Linked DNA regions of Homo sapiens: region 1 is linked to region 2. The links are chromatin loops, found by intact Hi-C in ENCODE. Cell type or tissue: PC-9. All regions are shown on one strand. Links, peaks and the distances in the headings refer to the core of each region. The heading gives the core; the rest is flanking DNA. Region 1 has its middle 32 kb from the start of DYM-AS1. Region 2 overlaps LOC124904355 (a long non-coding RNA gene).

Evidence for each region. Peaks named below come from ENCODE experiments on the same cell type or tissue, not always from the same donor. Only the 100,000 strongest peaks of a DNase experiment are listed, where the experiment ranks them.
Region 1: it touches region 2 in a loop (3-fold over the local background); 2 of 110 quality-filtered maps call a loop at or near these places.

Annotation. Positions count from the first base shown.
Region 1 is chr18:48,990,368-48,993,270 of GRCh38, reverse strand. No RefSeq gene overlaps it. Among named protein-coding and RNA genes, the nearest start is that of DYM-AS1, 32 kb to the left of the region's middle. RefSeq lists a silencer at 2,049-2,197 and an enhancer at 1,713-2,342. In PC-9, for the core only: no CTCF peak of the experiment used is centred there; DNase peaks (open chromatin) are centred at 1,000, 1,340 and 2,390; H3K4me3 peaks cover 2,147 bases; H3K27ac peaks cover 2,500 bases.
Region 2 is chr18:48,900,852-48,903,754 of GRCh38, reverse strand. The region is part of intron 2 of LOC124904355 (a long non-coding RNA gene); the gene reads left to right. Among named protein-coding and RNA genes, the nearest start is that of SMAD7, 49 kb to the left of the region's middle. In PC-9, for the core only: no CTCF peak of the experiment used is centred there; a DNase peak (open chromatin) is centred at 1,594.

The sequences.
Region 1 (2,903 bases), core at 285-2,784, 89 kb before region 2:
TCAATCCCAACATGTTGGGAAACTCTGAGCAGACAGGGAATAATGGCTGGAATGTGGGTGGAGGAGGGAAAAGATGAGGGCAGATGGGAGCGAGGACGAAGGAAGGTCAGCCTCCTTCCAGAGGACTCTGTCCTAGAGCAGTGGGAAGCGATGGGAGGAGTTAGGCAGGAATGTGGCACACCCAGGCTCCCCTGTTTCAGACTTCCCAAGGCGGGGTATGAAGGCTTGAAGGTGGATGAGCGTGGCAGTGTGACATTAAGTTAACAGATGGCTGCAGTGGTTTGGTGACAAATGACAATGCCTGGCCCAGGCTGGTGGAGGGAGGTGGAGAGCAGTAGACAGAATGGGGAAGTAAGTGCTGAAATCAGCCATGAAGTTAGTAGGGGTGGGGGCAGGAAGGAGTCAAGGACAAGGTTGAGGAAATCTGTCGGATGACGCTGTCATTTGTGCATTGGGAAAACCAGAGCAGGAGCAGACTGAGTGTGGCCAGGCTGGGGCTGTGCCTGGAGAGAGGGTCTACACGCAGCTGGGTGAGGGGTCCGGAATTCAGAAAGGAGGTCCGGGCTCGAGAGGCCTTGGGCACAGATAGCATTTGAAACCGTGGTTTGGGTGAAGTCACTCCTTGGAGAATGTGGAGCGAGGACAGTACTGAGGCCAGTCCCCAGGGGACCCACATTTGGGGCAAGTGGCAGGGGAGACTGAGGAGTCCACTGAGAGGACAGTTGGGGGAGTGGGGAGTGTTCTAGAAGATGAGGCAGGAGGCAGAGGAGGGGACGGTCCATGGCATCAACATCACCCAGAGAGGGCCTGAAAAGCGGCCACTGGATGACAGCAAATGAGGCTGGAGGCCATGAAGAGGCCTGTTCAGTGAAGAAGGGGACACCCCAGCTGGCCTGGCCTGCAGACTGGCCCTTCCAGCAATTGCCACACTTCCTCCTGCCAGGAACATGGTTGCCGCGATAGTGCCAGGCGGGGGACACCATCCGGCCAGTGCTGGACAAGGAGAGGGGAGGAGCCAGACCCATGCCCTCCTCCATGTCTGACCCGAGCTTGAGGCTGTGGGGCAGGTATGAGGTGAGCCTCTATTCCTGCCGGAGCAGAAGCTGCCACCTTACTGTGGGTCTGCACTGGGTGGCCAGCATGAGGTGCCCGGGTAAGGCGGCTGGCCCTCGCCTGCAGGACAGACCAGCTGTGACAGTCATCTTCCTGGGTGAGCTGGGTGTTAGCAGTGTGGGGAAAAGGCGTTGGAGAAGGTGCCTTCCCTGGAGACAGGTTAGGCCCTGAGGCAGAGTCCTGAGCAGCCTACACCCCAGACCAATTAAATCCGAGCCTCTGCTGCGAGTCTCGGCCCCAGTGTTTGTGAAAGCTCCCCAGGTGATTCAACCCCTCCAGGGCTGAAAACCGCCAGTCTAGGGAGAGAAAACCCAGGTGTAGGGCTCTGTGAGCGCTTTAGATCGGAGCAAAGCAGCAGCACTGAAGCAACAGAACCCAGGAAGAGGCTGAACTCAGATGGGCAGGGCCGGCTGCACAGCAAGGTCAGCCTCCCTTCCAAGGGGCTCCTTCCTTCTCCCTCCGGTCCTCGAGGCCCTGGTGTTGTTTTCCTCCAGGAAGGGTCATCCCCACCCCACCTTTAGCCCCCGTCTTAACCCAGCAAGATCCTCTGGAGCTCCTCCCTCCCCTGCCACCCTACCCCACCGTTTCTGGGAAACTGCCCCGGGCAGGCTCCTGAGTGGTCATCCCCGGACTCTCTGCATTGGTGAAGCTCACAGCCCAGTGCCAGCCCACGCCCCAAACTGAGGCCCCTCTCCAGTGTCAGGGAGGTGGAGGACTGCCTGAGGCCCCTCAACCTACATCTGTCCTTGGACCCAGAGCATGGAGAGAGGGCAGCCCACCAGGGTCACTGACCTCAGAGCCCAGACTTTTGCTCTGAGCTGGGGAGGGTCCCAGGCTTGGCAGGGTTGGGGCTCAGGAGGAATTGGGGGAGGGCCCGAGTCAGTGTGGTCCCTCCTTCCTGGAGGAGAGCTCTTGGAGGCCAGGCGAGAGTTCTGCTTCTGGGAATTAGGAATGAAGAGGTCCTGTCTGGAGACCAGGTCAGAATCCCATCCAGCCTCAGGGCAGGGTGGCCCCAGCACCCCTCCCATCATTCCTGGGATGAACTCCCGGAGTGGCGTGACCCTGATGTGACATGCCGAGCTCTCCCTGGCCTCCTTCATAACAGGTTCTGCAGGGACAGACTGACCTAATCTCCTCCTGGGGTAGGACTGAGGATGCCACAGACCAGAGGTGAGGCGACCTTCACAGGGTCGCGCAGCACCTGGTGGTCTGGTCAGTTCTAGAATCCCGGACTCCAGAGGCCTGCTCCTGTGGACTTTCCAAACACTGCCATGACTCACTAATGGTGACACATACCGAGCATGGCCTGTGTGCCCTGCCCCCTCTTGGAAGCTCACTGAGGGGAGAGTGTGGGTGTGCAGCCCTTTGCTACCAGGGAGCCCACAGCATGGGTGTGGACACCCCTTCTCGCACACACACAAAAACCCCAAAAGCCTCAAGGCAGCAGTGTCTCTGCTAAGCCTCGTGGCTCAGACTGGACCTGGGATGGGGACAGGTAGGGTCTGGGTGAGCAGTGTGGCAGGCAGAGGGTGCAGGAGGGTGAGTAGGAGACCAGCTGAACACATATGTGGACAGGCGGGGAGGCTCCCAGTCACGAGGCCGAGCCTCACTGTGCAGGAGGGAAGCTCACTCTCTCTCTCCAGCTGTGGGGCTGGATGGAGCAGGGACAGGGAGGGGCCCAGGACAGTGGAGGGTCTCTCAGGCTGTGTCCAGGCTGGGTTTTCTCCCTCCCTACCCCTCCCTCCTTCCTGCCCATTGCTGTATGAGAGGGCACCCAGGCATTCGCTTTT
Region 2 (2,903 bases), core at 114-2,613:
CTGCCTCTGCCTCCTGAGTAACTGGGATTTCAGGCATGCGCCACCATGCCCAGCTAATTTTTGTAGTTTTAGTAGAGACAGGGTTTCACCATGTTGATCTGGCTGGTCTCGAACTCTGGACCTCAGGTGGTCCACTGCCTCGGCTTCCCACAGTGCTGGGATTACAGGCATGAGCCACTATGCCCGGCCCTTACTTGAGTCTTATTGAGAGGATAATGAGCAAGATACTTGCTTTCCCAGCTTCCCTAGTGACCAAGTACAGTCATGTGACCTGGGATTGGCCAATCAGATGCCCTCATCCTGGTCCTGGGATCAGGGTCTGGGAATAGAGAAGCAGGGATGTAGGAGAATCATTCCGGAGGTGGACAGTGGTCACATCCTGTTTCTAGGGGGCAGCAGGGACGGCTAGGCCAACAGCAGCGTCCAGCGTTTGGTGTCTAGTGCTGATGTCAGTGGAAAGAGAGGAGCCTTCTGGGGCTCTGTGGCAGGGCCAGTGCGGGTCTCAGGAGGCCAGCACTGTGGTGTGGTTTGGCAGCCACCCCTGCTGTGGAGAAGTTCTCTGGCATGTTGTTGATTCTGTGACCTACCCAGGATCCCCTCATGACTTTTCTTTTGTGCTTAACTCAGCCAGAATAATGTTCTGTATTTTGCAACTAGGAAGACTGACCATGGATAGAGGCCTGGAGAGGCATAGGGACATGGTTGGCTGCAAAATCTCCCAGAGGGCTGGGAATCTCTGTGCCTCCAAAAGGTGTTGATGACCATGGTGTCTTCTCCACCCAGGTGGTCACTTAGGTCCTAAGCAGAAAGATACCACTCACCAAGGGCAGAGTCGCAAAGTTACAGAAGCCCCGGAAATGCTCCAGGAGGATGCAACTGAAAAATAGAACCATCCTAGGCAGTGGCCCTTCATCATGACAGCCACGCAAGCTGAAGGAGAAGGCCACTGTTCAGAGCAGCAGGGCCTAGAGTCCCATGGGCAGGAGGCATGGGCTCTTACCTTGCTGCAATTAACTCGCTGGGCAGCGTGGGCAAGTCCATCCTTTTCTCTGGGCTGCAGCGTCCTCATCAGGAGCCCTGGAATGTGGGCAGATAAATAGGGAGGCCTTGTCCGGCGCCACAGCTTCCAGGACCAGCACTGAGAGCTTCTGAGCTGCCCATGCCCCATGCCCTGAACTCGCGTGCTCTCCCTGACAGCAAGTCCTTGCCTTTCAGAGACTGGGTGCTCAGAAAGTGTGGGTTAATGGACCAGGGACTGGCTGGCTCTGTTAGGTGTGTGGGGTAGATGGCTGGGGTCCTGACAAGCTCCTTCTCCTTGGGTCCTGGGCCATGCCTAATGATCTTTTTCTGGGAGCTCAAGATCTGCCTTTCCTCGGTCTCTACAGAGGAAGAAGGGGAGAAAAGGGGATGGAGAAAGGGGAAGGAGGGCGGCTGGCCTGGCAGTGGCCCCAACGCAGCCTCGGCAGGCACTTTCTGGGAAGCCGCCCCCGGAACCTAGCCCCATGAAGGCCTAGAAGGCCCCGTCTCGTCTCCAGCCCGTTTCCCTTGAACCGGAGCCAGGCGGTCCTCACGCATTACTCACTGGCGGGGCGGCCCTGGCCCGGGGCCAAGGCAAACAGGCCTCCAGCCTGCCTGGGGGCTGGTCGGGCCGGGCTGAGGAGGGGAGGGAGGCACCCGCACAGCCTCCTGCCTGCCTGCGTCCTCCTGCCAGCTCAGCCCAGCCCCAGCCTGGTTGAGGGTCGGGCTTGGTCCCAGCCTCCCCCAGGGTTGGCCTGGCAGTTCCTCTGAAGCTGGCATGGCTGAGATCTTCCTCCTGCCTGTGCCCCTAGCAAGGGCTTCACCCGGGTCCTCCTTCTCCATCAAGGGAGAGATTGTGACTCCTGCCTTGTAGCCAATGCAGTGGCTTCACCCCCTGCCTGTCACTAACCAGCCCCTAGGACAGCAGAGGAGGAGGAAGCCCGGCCCTTCCCAGGCTCCAGGTCTGCATCTCAGGAGCATCTATTCAGGATGACCGATGTGATGATATGGGTTGTCCATCAATATTGTGAATTAGGAGTGCAGAAGAGAAGCAGACCACATGAGCTAGGAAGGCTTCCTGGAGGAGTGGGGCCTGGCAAGGCCTTGAAGGATGATTTAGACAGCCTTGGTGGAGGAAGACAGGAGGGTCTGTACAGTGGGTGTGTTTCTCAGGATGTGATGGGTCTGAAGATGGGGACCTGGGTAGAGGCTGAGGTAGGAAGGGGAAGATAGCTAGGTGAGGAGGATGACACCAGGTACTGTGCCTGGGCAAGCCCAATCAGCCTTTTCCCAGAAGCTCCCTTTCCACTTATGCACCTACCCATTCAACCCACCCATCTGTTCATCTGTCCATCCACATACACATCCACCTATCCATCCATCTACCCATCCCCACATCATCCATCCATCCATCCATCCATCCATCCATCCATCCATCTATCCACTCATCCATCCATCCATTCATCCATCCATCCACTCATCCAATTATCTACCTATCCACACAGCCATCTGCCCATCCATTCATCCATTTACCTATCCATACACTCATCTACCCTTCCATCCTAGCTACAAATATCTGTTGAGCATCCACTTATGAGCCAAGCCCTGTACTAGAATATTCTCACCGACCTTTGTGCATGCAGGCCTGGCTCACAGTAGGCTCAATAAATATTTGTTTAAATATATGGAGAAGTGATGATCAGAGGTGACCTGTCACTATCGTCAGTGAACTTATCATCTTGCAGAACAAAACATGTAAAATTATCAATTGTGATAAGTGCTATGAAGGGAAAGACCAGGGTGCTAAGAGAAGCAAGGAGGAGGTAAAAACTAAGGGCTCTTAGGCTGCTGTGTGATCCTGGACAAGTAACTTGACCTTGTTCTTC